Linked DNA regions of Homo sapiens: all the other regions are linked to region 1. Evidence: chromatin loops called from intact Hi-C (ENCODE). Cell type or tissue: heart right ventricle. All regions are shown on one strand. Each heading gives the region's core, and the rest is flanking DNA. Links, peaks and the distances in the headings are about the cores only.

Evidence for each region. Hi-C counts contacts between places; a loop is a spot of excess contacts. Peaks named below come from ENCODE experiments on the same cell type or tissue, not always from the same donor. Only the 100,000 strongest peaks of a DNase experiment are listed, where the experiment ranks them.
Region 2: it touches region 1 in a loop (10-fold over the local background); 68 of 110 quality-filtered maps call a loop at or near these places.
Region 3: a loop joins it to region 1, with 3 times the contacts of the local background. A loop is called at or near these places in 77 of 110 quality-filtered maps.
Region 4: it touches region 1 in a loop (8-fold over the local background); 78 of 110 quality-filtered maps call a loop at or near these places.
Region 5: it touches region 1 in a loop (4-fold over the local background); 74 of 110 quality-filtered maps call a loop at or near these places.

The regions. Positions count from the first base shown.
Region 1 is chr2:231,101,188-231,107,627 of GRCh38, forward strand. All of the region lies in intron 16 of PSMD1 (proteasome 26S subunit, non-ATPase 1), which reads left to right. Among named protein-coding and RNA genes, the nearest start is that of HTR2B, 21 kb to the right of the region's middle. In heart right ventricle, for the core only: CTCF peaks have their summits at 3,134 and 3,338; a DNase peak (open chromatin) is centred at 3,134; H3K27ac peaks cover 412 bases.
Region 2 is chr2:231,448,682-231,454,589 of GRCh38, forward strand. NCL (nucleolin) reads right to left here. Exons shown (of 14, transcript NM_005381.3): 14 at 4,850-5,908. Among named protein-coding and RNA genes, the nearest start is that of SNORA75, 4.3 kb to the right of the region's middle. RefSeq lists enhancers at 3,317-3,611, 4,021-4,250. In heart right ventricle, for the core only: a CTCF peak has its summit at 3,472 (motif pointing left); a DNase peak (open chromatin) is centred at 3,450.
Region 3 is chr2:231,199,449-231,205,888 of GRCh38, forward strand. All of the region lies in intron 1 of ARMC9 (armadillo repeat containing 9), which reads left to right. Among named protein-coding and RNA genes, the nearest start is that of ARMC9, 4.0 kb to the left of the region's middle. In heart right ventricle, for the core only: no CTCF peak of the experiment used is centred there; no DNase peak of the experiment used is centred there; H3K4me3 peaks cover 120 bases.
Region 4 is chr2:231,189,544-231,195,983 of GRCh38, forward strand. No RefSeq gene overlaps it. Among named protein-coding and RNA genes, the nearest start is that of ARMC9, 5.9 kb to the right of the region's middle. RefSeq lists an enhancer at 1,966-2,846. In heart right ventricle, for the core only: CTCF peaks have their summits at 3,066 and 3,265; DNase peaks (open chromatin) are centred at 1,228, 1,268 and 3,078; H3K4me3 peaks cover 995 bases; H3K27ac peaks cover 3,154 bases; H3K27me3 peaks cover 1,061 bases.
Region 5 is chr2:231,408,917-231,415,356 of GRCh38, forward strand. It overlaps LOC124907997 (a long non-coding RNA gene), which reads left to right and starts at 3,380. Exons shown (of 2, transcript XR_007088118.1): 1 at 3,380-4,009; 2 at 5,060-5,548. RefSeq lists enhancers at 1,492-2,097, 2,098-2,702, 4,797-5,557, 5,558-6,317 and a silencer at 3,247-3,586. In heart right ventricle, for the core only: CTCF peaks have their summits at 1,488 and 3,636; a DNase peak (open chromatin) is centred at 3,615; H3K4me3 peaks cover 1,400 bases; H3K27me3 peaks cover 1,115 bases.

The sequences.
Region 1 (6,440 bases), core at 693-5,692:
AGTCCTGCACACGAGTGATCAAAGGTTAGTGTCTGGAGACAGGAATAAACAAATTTATCTAGATAAGTTCCTTTACATTCCCTTGTTATCTAACCCTTGCTCTTAAGAGAATTTAACTGCCTTTAGCTAAATCCTCTTTTGAAGCTTTTGCAAAACCTCCCGGCCTTCCAGAAAGGTTTGCATCTTTCCCTATAATTTTTATAACTTTTCCCACCACCCTGACCGGTCTCCTACAATCACTTCCAAGATTAGGCTGTAGAAAAAAATTAATGAAAAGAAACATAGTTGAAATTACAACAAAGAATTGGGAATATTTAGTAAAGTTAGTTGATAGAGTAGCAGCAGAGTTAAGAGAGGATTGACTACACTTTTGAAAGAAATTCTGTTGTGGGTAGAATAGCATCAAACAGCATCTTATGCTACAGAGAAATCTTTTGTGAAAGGAAAAGCTAATGTGGCAGACTTCATTGTCTTGTTTAAAGAAATTGCCACACCCACCCCAGCTTTCAGCAACCACCACCCTGATCAGTCAGAAGCCACCAACATCAGGAGAAGACATTCTACCAGCATAAAGATGAATATGCACTGAGGGCTCAGATGGTCGGTGGCACTTTTTAGCTATAAAGGTTGTTGGGTTGTTTGTTTTTTAAATACAGAGGGTCTTCCTCTGCTGCCCAGGCTGGAGTGCAGTGGTGTGATCATTGCTCAGAGGCAAACCTGAGCTTATGGAGCTTGGGTTGAGGCAAAACTGTAGAATAGCAGAGACTACAGGCACTCACCACCATGCCTGGCTAATTTTGGTTTGTTTGTTTTGCAAAGACAGTGTCTCACTGTGTTGCCCAGGCTCATCTTGACCTCTGGCCTTAGGAGATCCTCCTGTTTCCACCTCCCAAAGTGCTGGGATTACAGGCATGAGCCACCCATTGGGTCTGGCTATGTTTTTTAACTGAGGTATATACATTTTTTTGGACATAATGATGTTGCACACTTAATAGGCTATAGTATAGTGTAAACATAACTTTTATATGCCCTGGGAAACCAAAAAGTTCGTGTGACTCACTTTACTGCTATACTCTCTTTATTGTAGTAGTCTAGAACCAAACCCACAATACCTTGAGGTATTTTATTAAAGAATAAAGTTAAAATACAGTTGACCCTTGAACAATACGGGAGTTAGCATCACTGACCCCACAACTCTTACACTGTCGAAAATTCACGTATAACTTTTGACTCCCCCAAAACTTAGCTACTCATAGCCTATTATTGATCAGAAGCCTTATGGATAACATACATAGTCAATTAACATATAATTTTTATGTTATATGTATTATATACTATATTCTTACAGTAAGGTAAGCTAGAGAAAAGAAAATGTTATTAAGAAAATCATAAGGAAGAGAAAACACTCGTCTTCACTATGAAGTGCAAGCGGATCATCAGAAAGGTCTTTACCCCATTGTCCTCACATTGGGTTGGTGGAGGAGGAAGAGGAGAGGTTGGTCTTGCTGTCTCAGTGGTGGAAGAGGTGGAGGAGGTAGAAGGGGAGGCAGAAGAAGTAGGTACACTCAGTGTAATTTTTAGTGAAAAAAAAATTGCATATTAGTGGGCCCACACAGTTCAAGCCCATATTGTTCAAGGCTCACTGTTATATGGATACTGCCTGTTATAGCTTATTTGTTATATTTGTTATATTTGTTATAGCTTATTTATTATATTTGTTATAGCTTATTTGTTATGAAATTACACAGTAAGTTGCTAAAGTGCATGTTAGATGAGTCATACGTCTTATGTCCTTTTAAACTTTAGAAGAGATTTTCTACCCCAGGTTCCCTGGGAGTGAATCTTTGTTATAAAAATTGTATGCAAATCCAACACATAATTTCTTGAACATCCATTATGAACTAGGTACAGAGTCTTCTCCATAATATCCCAGATAGGAAGTCATCCATCTACAAACTGTAAAATATTTTTTTCCTATCGTGGATGGAAATGTTGAATAAAACAGAACAAAACACAGACCCATATAGCATGGTATTTCTTCTTACACCAGTTTTCTTGAATATGATTGTTAATCAAATACTGGTCTTCACTGTGTTATCCTCTAACTCTCATTTTGCCAACTTTTTCATAAAGACTCTAGACAATTTTCACAAAATCCTTATGACATAATATTTACCCAAGTCTACTAGTCTGGCACCTCTAAACGGGTTATGTGACTTATTGGGCCTGATTGTTTCTTAAGTTACACTTTTCATAGAAGTGTCCAGTGTTCTTCGAGGCCTCTTCTGAGATCTGGCAAAACCTATGTGTATTAAGCTATTCTGCATTTTGTCAAAAGATCTGCCACAGACTCCACACTTTGAACTTCTTGAACCCTATCTCTTCTTTTCTCTTTTAAAATATTGGAATACTTCATCATTTACATTCTTTTTGTACTTTGCAGTTTTCTGTTTTTCTTCCAAAATTTGGTTTCATAATTACATACACAAATTTGTTCTATTTCTAGGAGGTGATTCATTTAGCTTTGTGACTGGAACTCATCTAAGGCAACTAGACTCTTTATCTGTTTTGTGTTTGATCAGTCTTTCTGTCTAAAAATTATTCTCCTTGAGAGAAAAGATGGAAGCAAAATAAAATTTAATTACTTCTATTTCCTTCCTGTTATCTTAGCATATCATGTAGCCAAGCTGTGACCCTAACCTTTCCCTATTCTTGCTGTAGAGATTAGACACAATTAAAAAATGAGAAAATGGTCTGTCATGGCCATCCAGAGTGGGTTCTTTGTGTGAATTATCAGAGAACTAGATAATTTTAGTATGGAAAGTATATTCTTCCAGGTATACCCTTAGTATCTCTTGGGTTGTGTAAAGCATCCTACTCATGTTTGACTCTTAAGTTGTTTTGTTTCCTGTCAGTTAATGTTTTGTATTGTCAGTGACTTTATATTTTATAACAATATAAATCAGTGGCTTGGTGTTTATATTCTGCCACATAGGAAGTTGACGGTCATTTAAAACTGTTTTTCTTCCATTTTTAATCTGATGGTGCTTTGCTCTCTAGTTAACAAAATTCATGTCTGCCCTTTTATTTCCTGTAGCTAACACAGGTTAAGTTCCCAGTTTCAGCAGCAGATGTCTCCCGTGAGCTGCTTAGGTTTTGCTGAGTTTTCCACTACATAGTATAGTCAAATAAGTTATTTATGTGCTTGCTACTTCTAAGGGACCATTCTTGGTTCTCTTTTCATAAAACGAATCTTTAAGAAGTGGGAACTGGAAAAATTTTGTCTAAAATTTATTTTATAAATGAAAATTAAATATAATTGACCTGTTTAAAGAGCTGGAGTTAAAAATCCTCTCTATGTTCTCTAAGTTTTAGTTTACTGCCATTTCCCTAGAGTGAGAATTTTTTAAAGTAGAAGAAACCAGTATTCACATTTTTTTTAAAGATAAGGAAATTGAATTCCAAAATGTTTAATAAATTTCCCCACTGTCATAAAGCTAAATACTGAGATTCTAAACAGGCTTCATGATAGACCAGTGCTTTCTCCACCTTGCTTTCAGTCAGAGCACCATCTTTTTGAGTGGCTGTGATAAAACAGCTTTATTCTTAATTTTCCTTATTAACTTTAATATTTGAGAAGTGTCTGTCCTATATCCTAAGACTGGTACATGTTTTCTGAAGTGACATCATTTACTGTCGTAGCATGCTCTCCATCTTTTTTCCCCCCTTTAGATTTCCCTTTTAAAATGAATTTGTGGACATTTGGTCTTATACCATGTTTTAAGAGTTTATTTCTTCATAATTTTTAAAAACTTCTTTTCAAGTATACTTATTGGATATGAATACTAAAAACATGTTAGTAAACACATATTTGTAGTTCAACAACTAAGATAAAATTGTCTTTGTGTAAAATTCTTATGTATATTATCTCCTTTATTCTTAGGATAGTCCAGGGTGTTACAGTATTTTATTTCTTCCTTCTGATATTTGTAGATTGTTATTTGTTCATAATGCTTGTAAATAAAAGTAAAAAATTAATTTGATAACTATTCTTGCTTAATTGAAATGAACATAGTACATTAATTTTTATCTAAATAAATGTTCTCTAGTGGAACATCTAATAAATAAGTGATTGTTGGGCCCATTGTTAGTACTTTCAAAGGCAGATTTTATTATTATAACAACTTATGCAGTACTGTTCATGTCATTGACTTCTGAAAACTCATTTGGAAGTGAGTAGAATCTGAATTATTTTAACTTGACACTGGAAAGGAAAATGAAGAAAGTCAAAAGAATTGGTCTTTGTATATCTGTTGATATTAAGTTTCTATAATGAACAAATTGATAATCTGATATGGACATTTCTTAAAATCAGACAGTCTTGGTGGTCCCTTGCAGGGTGCTATGACTTAGGCTGTTATAATATGGCATTAAATGTTTCTCAGTGTATAAATTCATAAGCTTTTAGATACGGATCTTGCAAGATGAACAACAGATTCTTTGTGCAACTGTTTTTTAGACCACACAAAGTGATTCCTTGAATATAAAAATGTTACATCATCATTGATCCTCATAATTTGAAGAAACCCTCATAGTGAACCAGTTACCACTAACACTAACACTAACTTCATGATCATCTTTACATCTCCATTCACAATTCTATATCAATTTGATACATATTCTCTGTATACTGTTCTCTGTTTTTGCCCCAGTATCTTTGTGTTTCTGTCTGGGTGCTTGACTTTTCCTTACTTTTTGTCATTTTCATTTTTTTTTTCTACATCTTTGTTTTCTTCTCTCCATTAATTGGCAGTAACATGGAATAAAAAGGTTTTTTTTTTTTTTTCAAAATTATTCTAAATAGTTATAATCTGTTCCTTTTCTTCTAAGATAAGACTATTAACTGGAGTTCTTTTGTTACGTAAGGGTGTTTAACTGCTGAGATTTGCTTTCAAATTATACATCTCTTTAAAGTATTCATAAAATGGAAATACCAGTTCTGCATCGAAGTGGTAAGAGTTTGTGGCTTGGTTGTACTTTTCAGAAATAGTCAATAGTGGAGTTATGTTTCACTTTCTAGAATATTCTGGAAATAGTAGAAAGGTCTCTCATTAACTATAGAAAGATCTCTGGGTTAATTGTAAGCAAGAGCTAGACATGGTGACTCACACCTGTAATCCCAGCACTTTGGGAGGCCAAGGCAGGCAGATAGCTTGGGGCCAGGAGTGGAGACCAGGCTGACCAACACAGCGAAACCCCATCTGTACTGAAAATACAAAAGTTAGCCAGGTGTGGGGGCGGGCACCTGTAATGCCAGCTACTCAGGAGGCTGAGGCATGAGAATCACTTGAAGTCAGGAGGCGGAGGTTGCAGTGAGCCAAGATTGCGCCACTGCACTCCAGCCTGGGTAACAGAGTGAGAATCTGTCTCAAAAAAAGAAAAAAAAAATTGTAAGCAAGGAAATTTTTCTTAAGGGTTTGACATGAAACAGTTTATAGGTGTTGTGGCTAATTCTGTAGGTGTGCGTATATTTAAGCACACAAATTTGGAGGCAGTACAAAGCATGTGAGAAGATAGTTCTTTTGATCTAGATTGTTATCTATGGGTAGAGTTTTGGCAATGTGATTGCCTGCCAACTCTGGTGTATAGATTTCCTGAAACAATTATGTATGCCTTCAGATGCATAAAATACAGAATTTGGAATACTGTCATAGTGATAACTGAAAACTTAATCTCAACATACCTTGGCAAGAATATAAATCTTAACATATGCCAAATCCATCATATTAGAGACCAGAACCAAAAACCAAAATAGAGAATGATTTTTTTTTAAGGAATGTAAATTATTTTGCCTCTTATGTGAGATAACCATCCCTAATGCTGCTGAAAAATCTTAGACTAGTAGTAGGGAAACATACCTAAAGCTTTGATGATTTAGGAATTAAATGTGTATGATATACTCTTCCCAGCAGATTATATATAGCCAGTAAGGAATCATAACAGATCAGGATTTATGTATTAGAGCCGCATTCTAGCAAAGGATTCTGCCACTGTGAAAATATATGCCTTGTTCACTTATACACTGAGATTCTCCGTAGCCAATACATTTCTTAAGGCAATTATCCTAAACTGAGTTGCCTGCAGAAGGACAGCAATAGAGTCATAGGTCGAGGGACAAATATGGGTGAACCTGAAAAGGAAAAGCTAAGGTATGAGTTATCTTCACTGCAGACCCCCTTAGTCTAAATTTGCACTTATAACAGGAGCATTAAAATATATATCAAAAGTAGATTGAATTGTCTACCATTTACTTAGTGCCTTCTATGTACTCATCCTCATAAGAATTGTATAAAATGCAGATGAGAATACTGGGGCTTGAAGAAATTAAGTATTTTTCCTAAATTTAATCAGCTGTCTGGTAAGTGGCACAGGTTGGACTC
Region 2 (5,908 bases), core at 909-5,908, 350 kb after region 1:
AAATAAAAAACTAAAAATAAAATAAATAAATAGTTTACCCAGAGTTTTTTTGTTTTGTTTTTTTTGAGACAGGCCTCCCTCTGTTGCCCAGGCTAGAGCGTAGTGGTGCAATCACAGCTCACTGCAGCCTCAACCTCCCCAGTGGCTCAGGTGATCCTCCCACTTTAGTCTCCCTAGTAGCTGGGACTATAAGAGCGTGACACCATGCCTGGCTAATTTTTTTTTTTTTTTTTTTTTTTATATATATAAGGTCTTGCTCTGTTGCCCAGGCTGGAGTACAGTGGTGCAATCTAGGCTCACTGCAACCTCTGCCTCCCAGGTTCCAGCGATTCTCCTGCCTCGGCTTCCCGAGTAACTGGGCCTACAAGCATACGCCACCATGCCCGGTTAATTTTTGTATTTTTAGTAGAGGTGAGGTTTCACCATGTTGACCAGGTTCGTCTTGAACTCCTGACCTCAGGTAATCCGCCCGCCTTGGCCTCCCAAAGTGCTGGGATTACAGGTGTGAGCCACTGCGCCAGGCCCGCCTGGCTAATTTTTGTATTTTTTGTAGAGACAGAGTTTCACCATGTTACCCAGGCTGGTATCAAACTCGGGGGCTCAAGCAATCCGCAGATCTTGGCCTCCCAAAGTGCTAGGATTACAGGTATAAGCCACCTGTCTGGCCTAACCAGAGTTTATAATTGTCATCAACAGAAGGATTACTCTGTTATAAGCCACTTCATCACTACCAGAACCAAACTACCTGTGTTTTCAATGTAAATAAATCTTACCTAATCCATTAATGAACATATCTATAATTCTATCACATAAGTTGTGCTCAAATATTTTAATAACTAATTTCAATATAATTGGTCTCCCTTGTATTCCTTTTATATTTTAAAGTGATTTAGAAAATATTATTCTGAAAAGGGTTCAAAGGCTTCACCAGACTCCCAAAAGAATCCTTGGTACAAAAACATTAAGAATTTAAACTGGATGCAGTGGTATGTGCCTGTAGTCAGCTATTGGGGAGGCTAAAGTGGGATCACTTGAGCCCAGGAGTTCAAGGCCGTACTGTGCTATGATAACATCTTTGTACTCTAGCCTGGGCAACAAAGTGAGACCTCATCTCATTTTAAAAAATAATAAAGTAAAAATAACTTTAAAAATATGTTGGCCAGGTGCAGTGGCTCACACCTGTAATCCTAACACTTGGGGAGGCCAAGACGGGAGGACTGCTTGAGCCCAGAAGTTTGAGACCAGCCTGGGTAATGCAGTGAGACACTGTCTCTATAAAAACATTTTTTTTTTTTTAATTAGCCAGGCGTGGTGGTGCACATATGTAATCCCCACCACTAAGCTACTCGAGAGACTGAGGTAGGAGGATTGCTTGAGCTCGGGAGGCCAAGGCTGCAGTGAGCCATGATTGTGCCACTGCACTCCAGCCTGGGCCACAGAGTGAGACCTTATATGTAAAAAAATAAAAAATTTTAAAAATAAAAGTATCTTTATCTTTATTTATTTATTTATTTTTGAGACGGAGTCTTGCTCTGTTGCCCAGGCTGGAGTGCAGTGGCGTGATCTCGGCTCACTGCAACCTCCGCCTCCTGGGTTCATGCCATTTCTCCTGCCTCAGCCTCCCGAGCAGCTGGGACTACAGGCGCCCGCCACCACGCCCAGCTAATTTTTTGTATTTTTAGTAGAGACGGGGTTTCACTGTGTTGGCCAGGATGGTCTCGATCTCCTGACCTCGTGATCCACCCGCCTCGGCCTCCCAAAGTCCTGGGATTACAGGTGTGAGCCACCGCGCCCGGCCTAAAAGTATCTTTAAAAATAAAACTCCTGGCCTAATGATCCCTTCCTGTTGCTACCTGACCTTACAGTAAGTTGGGGGGAAGGTGTTTCCCCTGGGAAACTTGCTGAGCACCTACTATGTGTTAGCCTCTCTTCTAGGCTCGGAACAGCACAGTGAACAAAACAAAGTCCCCCCTGTCAGAGGGAGCATGCATTTCTTTTCATGTTTCCATGTACGGGGATCAGAAATAGGGTAACCCTCCTGGCCTCTTACTCCCCCCATTACTGGGTTGGTGACCTGATCAGTGGGGACAGCCATTTGTTCCCATCTATGAATTGGATGGAACTGGGCTTTTAAATGGCTGCAATCCTTGAGGATTTGTTCTTTTCCTTCCTCTCCACTTCAACCCTTAGTGTGTCTAAGTTCTTTTTTTCTTTTTTTTTTTTTGGTAGAGACACGTGTCCGGCTATGTTGCTCAGACTGGTCTCTAACTCCTGAGCTCATGCTGTCTTCCCACCTCAGCCTCCCACAGTGCTAGGTCACTGCCTAAATTCCCTTTTTTTTTTTTTTTTTTTTTTTTTGAAATAGAGTCTCGCTCTGTCTGCCTCCCAGGCTAGAGTGCAGTGGCGCGATCTCAGCTCACTGCAAGCTCCGCCTCCTGGGTTCACGCCATTCTCCTGCCTTAGCCTCCCAAGCAGCTGGGACTACAGGCGCCCGCCACCACGCCCAGCTAATTTTTTGTATTTTTAGTAGAGATGGGGTTTCACCGTGTTAGCCAGGATGGTCTCCATCTCCTGACCTCGTGATTCGCCCGCCTCGGACTCCCAAAGTGCTGGGATTACAGGCGTGAGCCACTGCACCCGGCCCCCTTTTTTTTTTTTTTTTTTTTGAGACAGAGTCTTGCTCTGTTGCCCAGGCTGGAGTGCAGTGGCACAATCTCGGCTTACTTCAACCTCCTAGGTTCAAGTGATTCTCATGCCTCAGCCTCTGGAGTAGCTGAGATTATTGGCGCCTGCCACCACACCTGGCTAATTTTTGTATTTTTAGTAGAGACAGGGTTTTGCCATGTTGGTCAGGCTGGTCTCGAACTCCTGACTTCAGGTCATCCACCCACCTTGGCCTCCCAAAGTGCTGGGATTACAGGCGTGAGCCACCATGCCTGGCCCTACTGCCTAAATTCTTAGCGGTGGAGGAGTAGTTTCGGCAGGAAGGAGGGATAGTCTGTTAGATGCTGCAGGGAAGTAGGTGAACCTAGGGAAGGCTGACTCCTGGCTTTGGCACCTGGGGGAAGGGGGACAGAAGCCACACTTCGAGAAGGCTAGAGTATGCTCATCCTGAAAGTTTGGCAATGAAGGGAAGAGACAACTGTGTGAGGTGGCAGGTCAGGAGACAGTCTTTTGGGGTGAGAAAAGCTTTGGTATTTTTTTTAAGCCTGATGAGAGACAGTGAGACACACAAAGATAACGGGGTAACTCTCAGAGAAAGGGCACAGGACATGCTTCCAAATAATCTTAGCTGTAGGATCCAATTGGAAACCCCTTTTGCAGGGGTTGTGCAGCATCACTCAAGGTGGGAGACTCCCTGGGCCTATCCACTGGTCTGGAATCTGAGGCTGAGTTTGGAGTTAGAAGGCCTGCCATCAGCTCATCACCAGGCCTCCCTCCGGCAGAGGTTTCCACATCCTTGTGGACTTATGCTGCCACCTGCTGGAAACATGACAAATGTGGCGACAACCATTTGCAGAAGAAAACTATCACTTTTCTAAAATGGCTCCAAACACCTCCAAATCAGAAACTAGAGACAGGTACTAGGGAAGACTGGGAATTTGACTTCAGTCCCTAATCGCAAGCCTCAATGTCTCTTTCTGGCCCTGCAGGGTAACCCACCTTACATCTTTTTTTTTTTTTTTTTTTTTGAGACAGTGTTGTCGCCCAGGCTGGAGTGCGATGGCGCGATCTCGGCTCACTGCAGCCTCTGCCTCCTGGGTTCAAGCAATTCTCCTGCCTCAGCCTCTCAAGTAGCTGGGATTACAGGCGCCCACTTACCATGCCCAGCTAATTTTTGTATTTTTAGTAGAGATGGGGTTTCACCATGTTGGCCAGGCTGGTCTCAAACTCCAAACCTCAGGTGATCCACCCACCTTGGCCTCCCAAAGTGCTGGGCTTACAGGCCTGAGCCACCGCACCCGGCCTTCATCTTCATTCAACAGGAAATCAGCACATATGATTAGAACAAGCACTGAGAAATCACAGGACTGGACCGTCTCTGCTTTCCTTCTCTTAAGGAATGGTAAAGAAAAAGAATCAGGAGACAGGAACGTTAGTGTCCTGCCCTTGTCTTGCCTCACAGCAGGTTAGTAGAGGGGCTGAGGGAAAAGCCCAGCTGCTGAGCACACAGTTGCCCAGCAACTGCCCCATTATTAACAGCTACTTGATAGAAATGCAAGCCCCACCTTGGGAGCCATGGGCTCTTCCTGCAATTCAAGCCCTATCAAAATCGCACTCCCATAGGCTCTCCAAGTATGGAAAAAGCAGTGACTGTGCTGCACCAGAGCCACCAGCAATCCCAGCCCTTATTCGTAGATGGCCACACGGCATATAGACTATCGCTTACTTTAACCCACAGGCCTCCCAAAGAAACCAGCTGCAGCACATTCTCACCTGGATGAAGGCTGCAGGGAACCGAGGAGAGCCCTGGAGGCATCATTTCATAGATTCCAGAAGACCTAGACACCAAGTCACAAGGTTTTTCAAGCTGTTTGTCACCCAGGCTGGAGTGCAGTGTCGGGCTCAAGCAATCCTCCCACCTCAGCTTCCTGAGAACTGCAGGCTTATGCCATCACGGCCACCTAATTTTTCTTGTAGAGATGGGAGTCTCACTGTTGTCTAGGCTGGTCTCAAGCCATCTCCACACCCAGGCTTCCCAAGGTGTTGGGATTACAGGTATGACCCACGGTGCCCGGCCTCACGGGATCTTTCTTGAAAGCCACTGGAGATAAATTCATACTTATGTTCATACTATGTGTTTTGCTGCAATTTAAGAGCTAACAGACCTAATCCACAACACGCCTGATGGGCTTCAATTAACTGAGCTTTTAATTCCTTATCCAGAATACAGGCTGCAAGGCCTTCCTTTTTGTCCTTAGGCTTGCCTCATAGGAGACCCTCCCACTGCTTTTTCATCGTAGTTACAACCCTGGCTGGCCACCTTCCTCTCTAGAGCATGAGGGTCTTGGAACTGGATTGTCACCACCCCCATCCCCTGGACATGGAACAGGGCTGACAAGCAGTAGGTGATAAGCCCAAGGATGTTAAGATTTCAACAGCCCAACTGAACCAGAGTAAACCCAAAGCAGCTACGTATTCTTCACGTTTCCTTCTAAGCTTATCCAAGTATCACAGTTTGATTTCACTAGTTGGACTAGAACAGGTTTTTGGACTTGGCTACCTACATTGATTTTGGGCACTGGGTTTCAAGTAAATTCATCACAATGTTGATAGTCCCGCCTCTCACGTGGCCTTGTCTTTTACTAAAAAGGGAGGTTGAGAGGCAAGTACTTAAGACCAGAAAGAATAAGCAATATACGTAGTGCAGAACAAATGGCTTTTTGGGGGTTTACTGGATGGGCAGTTTCCTCCCCAGCCCCAAGGTTCCAAAGTGTCCACTGGTCTATCCATCTAGCGTGAGTTCTATTCCAGAACTGCTTTTTGGGAGATGGGAGTCTCGCTTTGTTACCCAGCCTGGAGTATAGTAGTGTGTGCTCAGCTCACTCTGCTTCCCGGGTTCACGTGACTCTCCCGCTTCAGCCTCCTGAGTAGCTGGGACTACAGGAGTACACCACCATGCCCAGCTAATTTTTGTATTTTTAGTAGAGATGGGCTTTCACCATGTTGGCCAGGCTGGTCTTCAACTCCTGACCTCAGTTGATCTGCCTGCCTCGGCCTCCCCAAGTGTTGGGATTACAGGAGTTAGCCACTGCTCTTCCCTGAAGCTCTTCCTTGTCCTAGGAAACCTGACTAATCTGTTCCTGCACCTCTTTCCAGAGTGGTCTTCAGGACATAATCCTCAGACCTGCTAAAAGTAGGAGAAGCTGCAGCAGCCTTCAAGTCAGCACCAGGGCTGCAGGAGCAG
Region 3 (6,440 bases), core at 11-5,010, 98 kb after region 1:
TTGGGAAATACTGTGTAGTGGTTCTTTTCAGCCGCTTAGTCACTTACTGTGGCTGTTGGGAGTGTGTCAGACTTCCTGGGCCTCAAATTGCCTCATCTGGAATGGGAAAATATAAACTATATTCACCTGTCAGGTTTACTATGAAGGTTAAATGTAAAACATTTTGCACATTGCCTGGCATACCATATACCTTCAATAAATGATACCTATTATGATATAAAAGTTTAGAGAAAATTCTGTAATTTCTTTTTCTTTTCCTTTTTTTGAGACGGAGTCTTTCCCTGTCGCTCAGGCTGGAGTGGAGTGGCATGATCTCGGCTCACTGCAACCTCCACCTCCTGGGTTCAAGCGATTCTCTTGCCTCAGCCTCCCTGGTAGCTGGGATTACAGGTGCAGACGCCACCACGCCCGGCTAATTTTTGTATTTTTAGTAGAGATGGGGTTCCACCATGTTGATCAGGCTGGTCTCGAACTCCTGACCTCAGGTGATCCGCCTGCCTCAGCCTCCCAAAGTGTTGGGATTACAGGTGTGAGCCACTGTGCCTGGCCAATTCTGTAATTTCTAAGAATGTTGAGTAATAGGATACCCAGCAGCACTCACATTCAATGACAGTTGATCACAGCAGATACTATTTAAACGGCTTAGGGAGGTCTACTCTAAGGAGGTGATGTTTATTAGGCACAGTGGTTAACCAGGTGAAGAGAGGGAAGAGTGTTCTAGGCGGAGAGAGTAATATGCGCAAAGGCCTTGAGGTTGGCCTCAAGGTTTCAAATTCTCAGAAACTCACTTTTCCCGTTCCAGGGCCTTTAAAATGACATCCCCTCAGCTCCGGCTTCATTTATTCATTATATGCCTTGAGTACCTTTCTTGCTTACTAGACACTCTGTTAGGTTCTGGGGATATGAAGTTGAAATACAGCTCCCTGTCTTTGTGAACAGGGTTATAAGAAGTGCCAGGTGCAGTGGCTCATGCCTGTAATCCCTGCACTTTGGGTGGGTGAATCGCTTGAGGTCAGGAGTTCAAGACCAGCCTGGCCAACCTGGTGAAACCCTGTCTCTACTAAAAATACAAAAATTAGCTGGGCGTTGGTGGCGGACGCCTGTAATCCCATATACTTGGGAGGCTGAGGCAGGAGAATCACTTGAACCTGGGAGGCAGAGGTTGCAGTGAGCCAGATTGCACCTTTGCACTCCAGCCTGGGCGGCAAAAGTGAAACTCCATCTCAAAACAACAAAATTAGCTGGGCGTCATGGCGCATGCCTATAACCCCAGCTACTTGGGAGGCTGAGGTGGGAGAATCACTTGAACCCAGGAGGTGGAGGTTGCAGTGAGCCGAGATCCCGCCACTGCACTCCAGCCTGGGCAACAGAGCTAAACTCCATCTCAGAAAAAGAAAAAAAAAAAAAAGCCTTGGTAGGGAAAGAAGGGAGGGGTTTTTCATGGAAGACTTCTTGAAAAGAGATTAAATCTGGCTTGGCTTAGAATCATGAGTCATGTTTGCCTGGGGGGGCAGAGCATACATCAACCACAGGCTTAGGATCCTGGAAGAGCTTGTTGCATGGGGGAATGGCCAGGAGTTCGCTGTTGGCAGGGTCCAGTGTGGGATTGGTGGAAGGGAGCAAGGAGAGGGATCAGGTAGGGGGAGGTGGATGGATTGGAGGCATGGTCCAGAAAAAGGCTGGAGAGGTGGGTGTCCCCCAGGAGCAGCTGCCTTTCTTCTCTCCCCTTTTGCATCTGGCAGGGCTGGTGTGGTGCATGGGGAGGTGTCCTCCCTGCTCCTCATTACTGCTTCCAGATCACTACCCACTCCTTCACAAACCCCAGCTCCTTTGAAGCACATGGCAGATGCCATACCCCTTGCCAGCCCTCCCTGAGGTAGCCACTTCCCAGGGCAAGTCTCTCCAGTTCCCTTGGAGCCTCCAGCACCCGGCTGGCTGCCTATCCCTTCATCTCTTTTACTTCACTTTTGGGGGTTTCCACATCCTGGCCCCTCCAGTTTCTTCATCCTCCTTACTTGCAGGCGTCTCTTTCCTCCATCCTCCTCATCTGCCCACTCCCGTGGTCGGGAGCTTTTTAGTACTAGTCACCTTCAAAGTCTTGCCTTCAGGCATCTGTCCCACTCTCTGCCCACTCCTTTCCATCTTTCACACTCACTGGAATGTGCCTCCTTCAGCAGGTCTCAGACCCCACTGCTTCCTCACTGCTCTGCAGCCGCCTTATGTGTGTTCCCCTCCCCCATTCTTAACCTGATTAGTTCCAGTGTCCCATCGTGGTTGTACTGTTTTCCCTTTCCTCTCTCTTCTAGAAGAACCTCTCACATTGGTTAACCTAACTCAGATAGCTGAAAGTGCCTGGAGAAGAGCTGCAAAACTGTGCAGACTGATTCCATTTTAGATTCAAGTGCAGAGATCTTAAATGGACTATAATACCAGCAACCCTGCCATGTTGCTGTAGTCGCTTTGGTTCCCACCCTCCCTTCCGTTCCCACTCTCCCTTCTCTTCGAACTGTCACCATGCTTCTTACTTGCAGCCGATGACCTTTTTTCTTTCTTTCTTTTTTTTTTTTTTTTGACAGAGTCTCACTCTGTTGCCCAGGATGGAGTGCAATGGCACGATCTCGGCTCATTGCAACCTCCACTTCCTGGGTTCAAGCGATTCTCCTGCCTCAGCTTCCAGAGTAGCTGGGATTACAGGTGCCTGCCACCACACCCGGCTAATTTTTGTATTTTTAGTAGAGATGGGGTTTTACCATGCTGGTCAGGCTGGTCTTGAACTCCCAGCATCAGGCGATCTGCCTGCCTTGGCCTCCCAAAGTGCTGGGATTACAGGCGTGAGCCACCGTGCCCAGCTGATCTTGTTTCTTGTTTCACTTTTTTTTTTTTTTTTTTTTTGAGACAGGGTCTTACTTTGTCACCTAGGCTGGAGTGCCATGGCGTGATCCCGGCTCACTACAGCCTTGACCTTCCTGGTTCAAGTGATCCTCCTGTCTCATCCTCCCCAGTAGCTGGGATTACAGGCACACACCACCACACCCAGCTAATTTTTGTATTTCTGTAGAGATGAGGTTTCACCACGTTGCCCAGGCTGGTCTCGAACTCATGAGCTCAAGTGATCTGCCTGCCTTGGTGTCCCAAAGTGCCAAGATTACAGGTGTGAGCCACTGCACCCAGCCTGTTTCACTTCTAATCACTAAATCTGTGTCTTTGCTCAGCACCCATATTCTCTGCTATCCCTCTGAATGCCGTTCCTGCTTCTCCCTTAAACTCCAGGCTCATATATCTGTAAGAATTAAAGAAAGAGGAGAGAAACACGAAGGGTGACTTGACAGTCAACAGGTTTGTTTCCTGGGTAACGGCCAAACTTCACCCTCTTACAATGGGCCTCAGTATAACAGTGGGCCTTAATAAGGACATTCTGTTCCCTTCAGGTGCACTAAGGGAAGCTAAAAGCAGACTTGGGGGGTATGCCTGCAGCTGCAGAAAGTTGTATAGGAACAGACACACAACTCTCCCTCCCAGATAAGCACAACAGAGAGACACAGAAACAGTTCAAGCCTTTGATAAACTCTCCCACCCTGAATCCTTAAAAACTCTTAGTCTGTAGGAGAGTGTGGCTCTGACCTAACTCGGTCGGAAGTCCCTCCCAGGTTTGAAATAAACCTGTTGACTGTCGAGCCACCCTTCGTGTTTCTCTCCTCTCTCCTCTTTCTTTGGTTCTTACAATACCCACTGACCATTTCGGAACCTCCACTGGAATGTCTAACAGGCAGCTCAGACTTATAGCCAAAACAGAGCTCTTGGTTTGACCTCAAAACAGTCCTTCCCCAGGTTTTCGTTGACTCAGCAAATCACATACTCTTCGGCCAGCTGCTCAGATCCCAGGGTTCTTCCTTCCCTTCTTCCCCTCATGTCCCACAACTAACTGGTCTGCAGATTGTGCCTCTTCTGCCTTTTCCATCTGGACTCACAGCGCTCATGGCCCCTCTTGCTTATCCAAATGATGCTCATGGCTGGCGTGGCCTGAGCAGTACTCATCTCCCTCTTCCCACTCCCCTCCAGTCTTCTCTGTAGAGCAGGCAACATGCATATTAAAAAATGGACATCAGCAGCCGGGCGTGGTGGCTCACCCCTGTAATCCCAGCACTTTGGGAGGCAGAGGAGGGAGGATTGAGCCCAGGAGTTCAAGACCAGCCTGAGCAATGGTGAAATCCTGTCTCTGAAAAAACCAAGGCTGGGCGTGGTGGCTCATGCCTGTAATCCCAGCACTTTGGGAGGCCGAGGCAGGTGGATCACCTGAGGTCAGGAGTTCGAGACCAGCCTGGCCAACGTGGTAAAACCCCGTCTCTACTAAAAATACAAAAATTAGCTAGGCATGGTGGCGGGTGCCTGTAATCCCAGCTACTCGGGAGGCTGAAGCAGGAGAATTGCTGGAACCCCGGAGGTGGAGGTTGCAGTGAGCCAAGATTGTGCCATTCTACTCCAGCCCAAGCAACAACAGCGAGACTCTGTCTCAAAAACAAACAAACAAAAAAAAACCTCACCAAAAACCAAACAAATGAAAAAACCAGAAAACAAAAGACTTGGGGCATAGTGGCACACTCTGTAGGCCCAGCTACTCAGGAGGCTGAGGTGGGAGGACTGCTTGAGTCCAGGAGTTTGAGGCTGCAGTGAGCTATGATCATGTCACTGCACTCTAGCCTGGGCAACAGAGGGAAACTCTGTCTCAGGAAAAAAAAAAAAAAAAAAAAAGGACATCAGTGGTGTCAGTCCCCTCCTCCATACTCTCTCTGAGCCTCCTGTTACTGTCAGCCTAATGTCCAAGCCACTTACCAGCTCTGTAAGGCCCACCTGACCTGGCCCCGGCCCCCCATTGCCTGCTGCTGTCTGCCTCACCCCTAGCTACATCCCAATACCCCAAGACTGCAGAGCTCTTCAGCCTGAGGCCTGTGCACTAACAAAGCCATCTTCCCCAGATCCAGGTGCTCAATCTTTGCTGAAATGTCACATTCCCAGTGAGGCCATCAACCACTCTATCTAAAATAACCCCATACCCGTCTCCTTCAGGTTCTGTCCCTTTCCTTGCGCTGTTTTCTTCATGTCTGGAATCAATTTCCACTCCGTCCATGTTTTTGAGCCTGTACTGTGTGCCAGGCACTGGTCTAGGCACAGGGGAACACCTGTCAGGTGCTGTTGAGAAAAATCAAGCAGTACAAAGGGCTGAGAAGTGATGGGCCGACCTCTTAGAAAGGGTGGTCAGGGCAAGACTCTCTGAGGAGGTGACAGTTAGGCAGAGACCTGAATGAGACGTATCTGAAGGAAGGGCAGTGAGCCAGAGTTCACGAGGGCAGGCGTGTGCTTTGGGTGTTCAGTGGGTGTCCACAGGAACCACACAGTGGCCAGTGTGGCTCAGGTTTACAGAACAAATGGGAGTGTGTCAGAGGCCAAGTTGTCTAGGGCTTTGGGAGTTGAGCCTAAGGAGCCTGGCCTTCATCTGGAGGGCGCTGGAACCACAGGAGGGTCCCAAGCAGGAGGGGAATGCTCACTTGTTAAAAGTGTAGAAATTGGATTGAAGTGGAGAGAAAGGAGGTGGGGAGGCAGTGGCAGAAAAATGTAAGGTTACAGACTCAGAAGAGATCTGACTGAGTGTGGTGGCTCACGCCTATAATCCCAGCATTTTGGGAGGCCAAGGCGGGAGGATTGCATTACCCAGGAGTTTGGCAGCTTAGTAAGACCCTGTCTCCCTGTCTCTACTTAAAAAAAAAAAAAAAAAAATTACCTGGGTATGGTGGCATGCACCTATAGTTCTAGCCACTGGGGAGGCTGAGGAGGGAGGATCCCTTGAACCCAGGAGTTTTAGCTTGCAGTGAGCTATGATTGCACCATTGCACTCCATCCTGGGCAACGGAGTGAGATCCCATCTCAAAAAAAAAATTCGATGAGTTCTGACACATTCTGAATTTTATAGATGAAGAAAGGCTCTGCACTTCAGTGAGTTGTCTCAGATCAGGTGCCAGTGAATGGCATGGTTAACATTAGAGCCCAGACCTTTTCATTCCTCTGGGGTTACGGGCAACTGCTTTGGGCTGAGCCTGGGGTGTGGGCCATGGGGAATGACTGCTTTGGGTACACCTTGAGGGAGGGCTAGTAGAAAGAGTAGGAAGAGTTTCTTTTGACTTTAGCCATTGTATTTCCTAGTGCCGCTGAACAAATGACCATAAACTGAGTGGTGTCAAGCAACAAAGATTTAATATCTTCTAGTTCTGGAGGTCAGAAGTCTGAAATGGCTTTCACTGAGCTGAAGTCAAGGTGTCTGCAGTGCTGGATCATTTCTGGATGCAGTGGGAGGATCTATTCCTTGCCTTATGCAGTTTTTAGAGGCTCCTTACCCTCCTTGTCTTATGCCACTTTATCCCCTTTAAAGCCTGCAGTGGCTGTTGAGT
Region 4 (6,440 bases), core at 813-5,812, 88 kb after region 1:
GGGCTCATGTCACCTTTTTCTGGATAGCTTCTACGCCTTGATTCAAAGCAGGGGCCGCAAATACCTAGGGGAGTGGGTGACTTAACTCCATTTACTAGAAGTGTCTGAGCCTGGACAAGCTGCCGCCACACTGCACATAACTTCAGCACAACTGCCTCCTTCAGCACCTCCCCCAGGATCCCGGGGCCCCTTTCCAGGACCTGGAGAAATAGGAGGACACGGCTGAGCCCCTGCTCACAGAGGGAGGGAGGGAGGGAGGAGGGGGCCCCCGGAGCTGAGATTCAGCCACTTGTTCTTTCCTCCTGCTTAGAACTCTGCTTCGTGGGCAGGAAGGGAGGCCTGGGATGGAGGCTGGCTCTGCCAGGGAGCCTGTAAGAGTGCAGACTCTGCCTTGCAAGTGATCAGTGTGAAGAGCTCGAGTCAAAAAGGATCCTTTATCCAATACACTCAGAGGCATTTTAGAAAGTCAAGAGGGTGCAGCCATGCCAGGGTAAGGACTAGGCTCCCAGCCTCCAGGGAAGACCCTGGAAGGCCTTGGTGGCTCCTCTCTGGTTCTCAGCAGACCCAAGGTTACCCAGGCAGAGCGGACATGCAGTCCCAGTCCCACACAGGGCTGAAAGCGGAGCGGAGAGGGAGAGAGCGGGACGGAAGCCCAAAGACCGAGGGCACTGTAAAGTCCTACTTCCAGCCCTGCCCAGCGGGGCCAGCTCCACCCCTGACTTCTCAGGGATGTGAGCCAAAGAAAGCCCTTTTGGCTTAAGCTGTTTCGAGACAAGTTCCTATCACTGAATGTGAAGGATCTCTTCTTTCCTAAGACACCGGACAGCTCTGATCTGTCCTTTGTAAGGAGTTCAGGCAGGGAGGGAAAGGGCCAGGGGCCGGACCAGAGAGAACGTGCAGTAAGGGACCCGGGTGGGCCAGGGCTGCCGGCCGGCCAGGGCAGCTCCACAGTCAGGGGCTGGGGGCTAAGCCGGGGCGTGTTGAGAGGGGGCGGCTTGGGGGTCGGTGATGGGAGGAAAACAGGGAACCCAGGACGCCCGGGTGGGGACTGACTCTCCATTGCAGGGCGTATGTTTTCTGGGCGCCTCTCGCCGTCCTGACCGCTGGGCTGGCAGAGATGGCGCTGTGTTGCTGGAAATGACGGCCTAAGGGAGGTGGGGGTGCACCTGGGGCCAGGTCGGGCTGTGCTGGCTGTTCCCCAAGACTCTACCTGAGTCTCCCGCCGCAGCCAACCCCAATCCTTCCCACGCCGGAGATCACTGCAGTGACCCACCCTTCGTTAAGTGTCAGGCCACTGGGTAAAAATCCCTGCAGCCCCTCGCTCGCTTCTCTTGGCTGGAGGCCGCGGGACGGGCTCGCTCCCCCCGCCGGGACCCAGATCGGGAACTGGCCCCCACGCCAGTCTGGCTGCGTCTGGGCCGCTTCCCGGGCTGCTCCGCCGGCCGGATGCTCCCGCTGAGACATTTATCCTCCGCGGAGCAGGGCCCTGGGGGGGCTGCCCCGCCTGCACTGGCCGCGGGTCTCTCCTTGGAGTTGGCTGGGGTACCCAGTGGGCCCGCAGCTCGGCTTTCTTGGCCGCAGATGCTGCAGGGGCCCTGCCTAGGACCCTTGAGTTCCAGCAGAGGCACCCAGACTGCTGAGCCAGAAGATTTGCGTTTCTTTTCTTTTTTTTTTTCTTTGAGACAGAGTCAGGCAGATCACGAGGTCAGGAGTTCGAGACCAGCCTGATCAACATGGTCAAAACCCTTCTCTGCTAAAAATACAAAAATTAGCTGGGTGTGGTGGCACGTGCCTATAATCCCAGCTACTCAGGAGGCTGAGGCAGGAGAATCTCTTGACCCCGAGAGGCGGAGGTTGCAGTGAGCTGAGATTGTACCATTGCACTCCAGCCTGGGTGACAAGAGTGAAACTCCATCTCAAAAAAAAAAAAAAAAAAGATGTTCTCTGTGTGCCACATCTTGCTGGTCACCCAGGTGTGTTGACCTGCCAGGAAACTACCCAAATGTGGTCACTTTAGCATCTATTCCTCCAGCTTAAACCAACATGCCACCCTCTGGGCTAACATCCTGTGCCCTGTGATGTGCTTTTTTAAACTTGCTTAGAAAGTGACAGTCCTCGGCCGGGCGCAGTGGCTCATGCCTGTAATCCCAGTACTTTGGGAGGCTGAGGCGGGCGGATCACGAGGTCAGGAGATCGAGACCATCCTGGCTAACATGGTGAAACCCCGTCTCTACGAAAAAACACAAAAAATTAGCCGGCACGGCAGCGTGTGCCTGTAGTCCCAGCTACTCGGGAGGCTGAGGCAGGAGAATGGCGTGAACCCGGGAGGCAGAGCTTGCAGTGAGCCGAGATCGCGCCACTGCACTCTAGCCTGGGCGACAGAGCCAGACTCCATCTCAAAAAAAATAAAAAATAAAAAAGAAAGTGACAGTCGTCATGAAAAGTCTTAAGTGAGTATGTCTATGAACACCACTGATGAAAGCCCTAGCAATCTCTCCAAGTGTGCCTGCTTGGAAACCACCTGGGAATCCAGGCTTGCTCTTCCAGATGTTCATTTTGAGGCCTGAGTTTTTCTGCCAACCTCCTCCAGGCCACAGAACGATTGGGGCAGTGATGCGGCTCACATCCTTGGGACAGGGGAGGAAGGACACACACTAGAGGCCACAGTGGCTGCTCAGTGACTTTCAGGGGTCGCCTGCTTTACCGCCCACCGAGAGCTCTTTTGGGAGATGAATATTTCCACCCGGTGTGCTCTCCTTCCAAGAAATCTTCAGCTTCCAGATATAAACAGCTTTGGGAAGGGGAGTGGGAGGAGAAGCAGCCTTTGGGAGACAATTGTTCCTCCACCCCTACATGGACTCCGGGCTGGGAAGATGAATGGACCTGCATACCCCACACATCATGAGTTTTGAGCAGCGACCAAGATCCAACTTTCCTGGAAGGAAATGTTCGCTTAAGCAGCATCTTGTAATTCATCTCTTGATTTACGCCGGGCATTTCAGTATGTTCCTCCTCCATCCCACTGATTAGATCCAGGCGCTGGGCCTGCCCAGAAACATGCTCTTGGTCTGAACTCCCCCTGCAGGAGCTCCCGGATGAGGCAACTGCGTTTAGTCTAGCTGGCCGCTGGTCTGCCTGGGTGGGTCAGGCTCAGTGTGCTTAATTTAGGTGGCTTCACCCTTTTATGCAACTCAGGAAAGTAACATTTACCAACTCTCCCTCTTTGCTTGTGGTCTCAGCTCTTTGCCTTCCAACAAAGACAGCAGCCAGAAAGATGCCTGCTTTGCCTGCAAAGATGACTTCATTCATGAACTGTGTGTAGCAGGCCACAGAGGAGTGTGACCCTCCTGCCCCTAAAGTACTCAGGGCTAGGGCCCACAGAGGGCTCTAGGCTGCAGAAGAATCAGCTGTGTCCCCCACCAGAATCTAGAGCTCCACCAGTCCCTTCGATGTCCTATGCAAGGCTGAAGATATTGGCTAAAGTGTTCAGCATATTCCAAGGATTTAATTTGAGGTTAAGTTTTTCCCAGCACCAGTGTCATTATAATTCTAGAATCTGAGAGATGGGTGTATGGCGATTCACTAAACCATCCTCTGGTTTTGCATATGTTTGAAATTTTCATAATTAAACAATTTAGAAAGTCATCTTGGGCCCATTGGCAGTATGTATCCCATTTTGGGAAAACTGGAGTGGTCAAACAAGAACATTTGGGGCAAATGGGATGCTTTGGCAGGTCCTAAGAGTGGGGAAGCTGAGGCAGCTGGTTCAGTGTATTGCTATGAACTCATGGAATATACACAGCAGAGCCAACCTAGAGACTGCCTGGAGGAAGCTTCAGAACTAAGCAGTTTTGCCTCTTGTGACAAAAGTATCCTTTGTACTCCCACGAGAACACATCGAATAAGTTAAACAGACTGAGATTGAGTCAGAGATTTTCCACCTAAATACTGGCATTATGCTTACACAAGTGTTCAGGATTCAAAGAAAGTCTTAAATTATAACTAAGGAATTATAGTAGTTTAATTATTTTTAAACTGTATCAAACCGTATCTATTTGTTCCATATCACACCTAGTCACGGGGATGATACAATTCAGAACCAACCCAGATCCTTGACAACTTGAGCTGCTGGTAAGAAGCCAGCTACTTCTGTATTTATTATAAGAAAATGAACCACCACCCCCATTGCTGAGGCCACTTTTAGTTGATATGACATTGTGAAATAAGAAAAATATATAATTAGGCCGGGTACGGTGGCTCACACCTGTAATCCTAGCACTTTGAGAGGCTGAGGCGGGCAGATCACCTGAGGTCAGGAGTTCGAGACCAGCCTGGCCAACATGGTGAAACCCTGTCTCTACTAAAAATACAAAAACTAGGTGGGCGTGGGGGGCACGCACCTGTAATCACAGCTACTCGGGAGGCTGAGGCAGGAGAATCATTTGAACCCAAGAAGCAGAGGTTGCAGTGAGCTGAGATTGCACCACTGCACTCCAGCCTGGGTGACAACAGCAAAACTCTGTCTAACAAAAAAAAAAAAAAAAAGAAAGAAAGAAAAAGAAAGGAAAAATATATAATTGATCTCTGCCCCTGGCTCCTGGCACAGAGCTCCTAAAATTCTTGTCATTTCCTGAGTGATGGGGCACTAGGTGGATCTTTTTGTTCTATTTGGTCTTTGTCCCTTGCTCCTGATAAAGGGTCCTAATCCCTTGGAATTTCATGGGTGATGGGAACATCTAGTATTCTAATGAGATGACTCTTGGTGGGCTGGTCACCAGAAAAACCAAGCCAAGGTTAGAAGCTTGGAACTTTCAGCCCCATCCCCATCTTCTGGGATGGGGAGAAAAGCCAGAGATTGAGTTGATAATTGATTGTGCCGACCAGGCGCAGTGGCTCACGCCTGTAATCCCAGCACTTTGGGAGGCCAAGGCAGGCAGATCACCTGAGATCGGAAGTTCGAGACCAGCCTGACCAACATGGAGAAACCCTGTCTCTACTAAAAATACAAAATCAGCTGGGCGTGGTGGCGCATGCCTGTAATCCCAGCTACTTGGGAGGCTGAGGCAGGAGAATCGTTTGAACCCCGGAGGCGGAGGTTGCAGTGAGCTGAGATTGCACCATTGCACTCCAGCCTGGGCAACAAAGAGTGAAACTCCGTCTCAAAAATAATAATAATAATAATAACAATCGATTGTGCCTGCATTACGAAGCCTCTGTAAAAATCCCTCAACCACAGCGTTTGAAGAGCTTCTAGACTGCTGAACCATGGAGGTACCTGGAGTGGGCATGGAAGGTCTGCGCCCCCATCCTTTGCCCTGGGTACCATCTCATCTGGCTGTTTATCTGTAACCTTTGTCACATTCTTTATAATGAGCCAGTACATGTGAGTGTTTCCTTCTATGAGCCATCCTAGTAAATTAATGGAACCCTCATTTATAGCCATTTGGTTAGAAGTACAGATGACAACTGCTACTTTTGACTGGCATCTGAGGTGGGGGACAGTCTTGTGGGACTGAGCCTTTGACCTATGGGATCTGATTCTAACTCCAGTCATTAGCTAGTATCAGAATTGAATTGTAGGACAACCAGTTAGTGTCTGCTGGATAGTTGCTTAGTGTGTAAGGAAAAACCTCCACACATCTGCTGTCAGAAGCATTGTGTTGAGGACGGGCATGGTGGCTCACACCTATAATCCCAGCACTTTGGGAGGCCAAAGCGGGAGGATCGCTTGAGCCTAGGCGTTCGAGACCAGCCTGGGCAACAAAGTGGGACCCCACCTCTAAGGAAAAAAAAAAAAAGAAAAAGCCGAGCATAGTGGTGCGTGCTTGTGGTCCCAGCAGCTACTTGGGAGGCTGAGGCAGGAGGATCACTTGAGCCTGGAAGCTGAGGCTGCAGCAAGCTATGACTGTGCCACTTCACTCTAGCCTGGGCAACAGAGTTAGACTCTGTCTCAAAAAAAAAAAAATGTGTTGAGTGTGAGAAGAGTAAAAGCAGTCAGTTTGGTTTTTCCTATCTCAAACAGACATATAGAAATTGTGTCTATGTTAGTCTGGTCTCTTTTGGTTGCAAGTGACAGAAACCCAACTTGAACCAGTTTATTAATTAAAATAATTTTTTTTTTGTACAGACGGATTTTTTTTTTTTGTACAGATGGATGTTGCTATGTTGTGTAGGCTGGTCTGAAACTCCTGGCCTCAAGCAATTCTCCCACCTTGGCCTCCCAAAGTGCTGGGATTACAGGCATGAGCCACCATGCAGGTCCAAACTAGTTGAAATTAAAAAGATGGTTGAAGTCGGGTGCAGTAATATGTATAATCCCAGCACTTTGGGAGGCTGAGGCAGGCAGATGGCTTGAGCTCAGGAGTTTGAGACCAGCCTGGGCAACATGGCAAAACTCCGTCTCTATAAAAAGTACAAAAATTAGCTGAGCGTGGTGGCAC
Region 5 (6,440 bases), core at 553-5,552, 310 kb after region 1:
GCCCAGTGCAAAATGAAATTACAGGACCCTGGTTTTAAAAAGGTATTAAGAATTTTAAAGGTCAGGCTCACGCCTGTAATCCCAACACTTTGGGAGGCTGAGGTGGGAGGATGGCTTGAGCCCAGGAATTTGGGACCAGCCTGGGCAACATAGAGAGACCCCTGTCTCTACAAAAAAAAAAATTTTTTTTTTTTGAGACAGAGGTCTCATTCTGTCGCCCAGGCTGGAGTGCAGTGGTGCGATCTCAGCTCACTGCAAGCTCTGCTTCCCAGGTTCGCGCCATTCTGCTGCCTCAGCCTCCCGAGTAGCTGGGACTACAGGCACCCACCACCACGCCTGGCTAATTTTTTTCTTAAAAAATTTTAAAATTACCTCAGAGTGGTGGCACGCACCTGTCTGGGGCCAAGGTTGCCAGAGATTGCCTCGGGATGCTGAGGTGGGAGGATCCCTTGAGCCCAGGAGGTCGAGGCTGCAGTGAGCTGTGATCGCATCACTGCACTCCAGCCTGGGTGACAGAGCGAGACACTGTCTCAAAAAAAAAAAAAAAAAAAAAAAGAATTTAAGATTGCCACAGCAGAGCATTGAGCATTAAACCAAGTGCTGGGAGCTTCTGAGGGAGGCCTGCGACTGTGATGCCAGCCCTATTTGCCCCTCCTCATCCTCAGAAGCCAGGTCCTGCTCTGGGCTGCAGAGAGGGGATTGGGGCTCACAGTTCAGCATGGGAGAGGGCAGCCCAGGGACACCCAGAAAATGGAGGTGTACAGGCCACAGGACCCAGGCCCAGGTGGAGGCCCAGAGACGGTTATGGGTTCAGCTGCCCCTGAAGGATGAGGCAGAGGGAACCACATATACCAAGGGCTGCTGGGAGCAGGGTGGATGCATTCTGAAGCGGAAAGGAGCTCCTCTCGGGGCTGGACCTGGGGTGAGAGAAGGGGTGGGAGGCTGGGAGGCAGGCAGGGCAGTTTCTCAGGTCTTCTAGGTTCAGGAGTACTTTAACTTTATCCTGAGCACAAAGGGACAAAGAGCAGGGGTTCACGGCAGCCTGAGGGAGCAGAGGGCAGTTTTGAGGCACCTCCACCCCTCCCTCTGGCGCACTTTGGCCCATTCTGGCCAGCTCCAGTGGGGCCCCACTCTGGAAAATCAGGCATTTAGTTTTGCTTCCTGGTAATGATAACAACTGACATTTTATGGAGCACATTTCATATGCCAGGCACCCTGGTAAACATTTAACGTGTAGTCAATATGACTTTAACTCAGGGTACAAATATGGTTACTTTTTAATTTTTCTCATTGATTGCTCAAATCCCTCATGTACCATTATTGGCAGAAAAATCCAATATCAGCCTCTTGGAACCCACTCTCAAATTGTCCAAGAACCTCAGGGATTTCCCTCCTCCAAAGAGAGGGTTCTCTGGAAAGTCTGAGCAGTCATCTCCAGTTGTTCCCTCTCTCTCCACACAGGGGCGCTGTGGAACAGCGGGCCTGCACAGTCCTGTGGCTTCTGAGGCTTGGCTACCTTCACTGCACAGGCTGCGGTGGGGCCTATGCTTCCAAAACAAAGTTACCCTTCTCTCAGTCACCCTCACAAGCTCAACGACCTTTCCCCAGAGAGCAGCAGCATGCCAGGGGTGCTGGGTCCTGTGGCCCCCCAGTCAGCTACACAGTCTGTGGGGGAATCCCACAGACTCAGGTTCTCTCTGGCCTGGTGAAGCAACTTTTTAGACAGTAGATTTTAGTTGGTCCCAGGGTCTTAACTCTTTCCTCCTCAAAGGCCCTGGCTTTGCAAAATGGTTCCCTCCTCCCCGGCAACTGGCTGTGCATTCCAAGGGGCCTTGAAAAGGGGTAGCCTTTGTCAGTCCTCAAAAAGTCCAGTTCCACTCTTCCCCCAGGGTAATGGGTGCCTACTCAGCCACATTTACATAACTAAAGGAGACCACTCAAAGAATCCTACTCTTAACAAAGAAAGCTGTTCCTAGGTGACTTATTCTGTGCACCTAAACTGAGAAGGAGCAGGGGGAAGCTTCTGGAATCCTGTTATACACCATGTTCAAAGTAAGAAATGGAGGGCTCTAAGAGAAGGATCCCACGGCTATTGTGTGACAGGCACGATTTGAACTCTGTGCCCTGCACACCTAACCCCCATACTCTACTGTCTCCCAAGAGCCTCCAGCCTCCCATCCTTTTTCCTTAGCAGTAACTTAGTCACAAATATCTGTGTTTGTTGTTTCTGTCTAAAAGGAGGAAAATGTTATGTCCAATGAGCGATTGAAACTGTGATGGTTGGGGGAGCCCAGCGTTATTAGGGCTGTAAGAAATAAATGTTTCCAGAGAGTTATTTAAGCTATTGTGAAGAAAAACTTTTCTGTTCCAGTGAAACACTATACATTATCTAAAGCACAGCCAGACCTGTCTGCTTCCAGCCCCATTCACGGTCTTTGAGCTATTTTGCACCTCTTTTTAAGTTGCAAGTACTGAGGGCTTTGCAAACTGTCTTGTCAGGTGAAGCTTCCATTGACTTCTCTTCCACCCCCCACCAACACCCCCACGGTGGAAAAACCAGTTTGCCGCTGTTTGCAATTCAATTCCTTCACTCCATATAAATTTGTGCTTTTTGATGTCTCCTTTGAACCAGATATAACATCTACCTTGTCCTTTTTATGAGTAAAATAAATCTTTAATACATGCTCATTTTTTATTTCTGAACAAGGGTCATGAATCTACCTTTTTCTGAAAATTGTCTTTTACCAATTGCCTTTATGTGAAAATGAACACAGATACATTATCGAACAGAATGCAATTTTTGCTTATATTTCTAAAACAAAACTTGAATCTTGGAATACATTGTATACTCACTGAAGACCCTTCCAAAGTGAGCCAAAGCTTAGAGCTCAATCCTTTTAGAGGGTTTTGCCCCCCGGGAATTTGAGAAAATATCTAGTCCAGATCGCAACCAGACAGAATGAATCCGAATGAGTGAGTGGGTGGGGCGCGAGCCCAGGCATTTTTTATCGCTCCCAGGTGACTCAAGTTGGGAACTACCGGCCTGGGCTGGGATTGACTGACCCTGCCGTGCAGCCTGTGACCTATCACAAATCACCTTGGCTTTGTTTTTCCTCGGTGCGGCCGAATCCCACAGGAATGCGTGGAATCCCTGCCCTCACCCATGGCGAAGCTGCCCCCCTCGGGCTCCGCCTGCCCCCCGCGGCTCCTCGTCGCCGGGCAGCCAGGAGCTGCTGGGTGGGCGCGGGCGTCCCGGGGCGCGGTGCGACCCAGAGCCCCTCGCGGAACCCGCCTGGGCTGTGCAGGGGACAACGCGTTCGGCTGTCGAGGGTGGGGGAGCCCTGTGTGTGTGGTGGGGGTGGCATCCGATGGATCCCGGGGGCCTGCGGAGGAGGTGGGCATCTCGGCGCCACCCGGTGCGCGCCCCGAGCGAGGGCATCTCCCCTCGAGACCAGCCCGCGGAGCTGCGCGAGGCGTGGGGTAAGGCGGCGTAGACCTCCCAGTGCCGGCTGCAGGGCCGCGGGTCGGGGCGGGGCCCCGCGAGGAGCAAGGGGCTGGCCGGGCTGGAGGGCTGGGTGAGTCCCCGCCCTGGCAATCCCAGAAGAGGGCAGGGAGCGCCCCCAACTGACCGCCGGGGGCATCGTGACGCTGAGGTGGATGGGAGACTGCACGATTTGAGCAGGTTGTGTGAAATCTGGAACTCCATTACTTGTACCCCAAGGCATCTTTTTTATGCGGATTTAAGCTGGAAAGCGCCACACCAAGCTGTTAACAGGAACTGCTTCCTGGCACTGAGATTCCAGGGGCTGCTCGTTCCTTTCTCTGGCTCATCTGTGTAAGGAAGACTTTCCTCCGTGAGCCTTTCCACCAAGCTCAGGCCTGAGGCTTAGGAGAAATGTGCGAGATCCCGACAGCCTCGGAGGGAGTGAGGGGGCTTCGAGACCCTCAGGGCCACCTTAGGGGCCTCTACCAGGGAAGGAGAAATGATCTTGTTTCACCGGCCAGGGAGGTGAGTGCAGCCCCTTCAGGACCTCAAAAATCCCTACTGGGGGCCCACCCTCAGAGGCCTGGTGAGGTCAGAACTAAGGCCTTGGATAGCAGGATACAGTTTGCTGTTCTAATTGTTTAGTATCTGATCTCATAGACAAATGACACAATAATCATTTTTTCATAAAATCTTAATATATAAAGCCAACGATGGTAAGGATATGTTTGGTTTCAAGTGACATGAGATTCTGCTCAGTTGGGCTTGGTGGCTCGCACCTGTAACCCCAGCACTTTAAGAGGCCTAGATGGGCAGATCGCTTGAGCTCAGGAGTTTGAGACCAGCCTGGCAACATGGTGAAACACCACCTCTACAAAAAAGTACAAAAATCAGCCAGGCATGGTGGCATGAGCACCTGTAGTCCCAGCCACTGAGGGTTGCGGAGGGGAGCTGAGATGGGAGGATCCTGGGAGGTTGAGGTTACAGTGCCCATGCACTCCAGCCTGGGTGACAGAATGAGACCCTGTCTCAAAAAAAATAATAATAATAAAAAGAAGGAAAGAAAAGGAAAAAAGAAAGTCTGCTCGAACTGGTTGCGACCAGCAAGGAGATGTGTGGGCTCACAGAAGTGAAAGTACAGGGATGCCTGCCTCAGGGGCTGATGCAGGACAGAAATATAAAACAGCCACTCCCCATACTGGAGCTGCCTAGCTGGAAAGGGGCAGGTTGAGATTGCTCTCAGGTGGCCTGACTGCAAAAGCTGCATGTTAGCCACCACTCAGACACGTGCTAGGGTCTGGAGGATGGAGGCAAGTCTGGAAACAGCTGCCTGTCCACCATGACTGCCTGCAATTTGTTAAGACCACCTGCAATTTGCTAAGCGCTGATGGGGAGGCCAGGCTCAGCTCAGATAGCTCAGCTCCCGCAGACCTAGTCGAATGTTTCTTGCTAGATTTTATGTATTTTTGTAACCAAATGCTCCCATTTTTTCTAAGAAAAACGGAATGAATTACTTTTTTTTTAATTATTATTTTCTATTCTCTCCCCTTTCCCTCCTTCCCGTTTCCTACTCAGCCCTTCAGAAATGCAAATGTAACCGTTCACCTCCCCCTAGACATTCCCTTCAGGGTAATTCCCTTCAGGGCAATTTCTTCAACGGCTCCAAGACAGATCTTTTCCTTGAGAGCTGACAGTCGATTTGCTGACAGTTGATTTCCAGACTGAAGCGTACCTGCCACGGAACTTTTACCTCCATGGGGTGACCTTAGAACTTCTGCTCTGCAAACTGGAAGTGACCTTCATCCTCCAGGAGGGTATGTCGAAAGCATTCCCGCTTGGCCACTTTTACAAGTTATTTCTGCCTGGGAAGGCACCAACTCAATTATCCAGTAGATAAGATACGGGGCAACAGGGGAACGCCTGCCTTGCATACTTGCTCACCCCCGACCTTATAAAAGTGTCCATGTTACTGCTCCAAAGGTGAAGCAGCACATGTAAAGGCAGGACGCGTTGTGTCCCTTCCCCAAGCTACCTTTGGAATACATTCACTTTTCTTACACCAGACCTCGCGCTTGTTCATTGGACTCTGCATGCGATGAGCAACTAACCTGCTTTTCAGTTATGCTTTGGAGCCATGTTGTTTAGCACTTAGAAAATAGAGGTGGGTCTGGGCGCGGTGGCTCATGCCTATAATCGCAGCATTTTGGGAGGCCGAGGTGGGTGGACCACTTGAGGTCAGGAATTCAAGACCAACCTGGCCAACTTGGTGAAACCCTGTCTCTACTAAAAATAGAAAAAATGAGCCCAGCATGGTGGCACATCCCTGTAATCCCAGTTACTCGGGAGGCTGAGGCATGAGAATTGCTTGAATCCGGGAGGTAGAGGTTGCAGTGAGCCGGCATCACGCCACTGCACTCCAGCCTGGGCCACAGAGTGAGACTCCATCTCAAAAACAAAAAAAAAAAAAAAAAAAGAAAAAGAAAATAGAGGGTGTCTGATAAAAATGTACCTTCTCTAGTGTGCAGCACAGTAAATCCAGCACCCCAGAGATGTCCTGCCTGGCTCCCTGGAACCCGTCTGTGCACATGATGAGATGTCACCTCTGTAATTAGCTTAGGTTACATGGCACAATTAGCCTTAAAATAGGGAAATATTCTGGGTGAGCCTCATCTAATCCCATGAGACCTTAAAAGCAGAGAGCTTTCTCCCACTGGTGGCAGAAGGAGAAGTCAGACTAGAAGCAGAATTCACATGCCATTGTTGACCTGAAGACTGAGGGACAAGGTGGCAAGGAATGATAGCAAATTCTAGAAGCTAACAGCAGCCCCTGGCTGGCAGCCAGCAAGGAAATGGGAACTTCATACTGAATTCTGCCAGTAATAGAAATGAGCTTGGAAGAGGACCCTAAATTCCAGGGGAGGGATGCAGCTGGACAGAGAACCTAGCCATGCTGTAC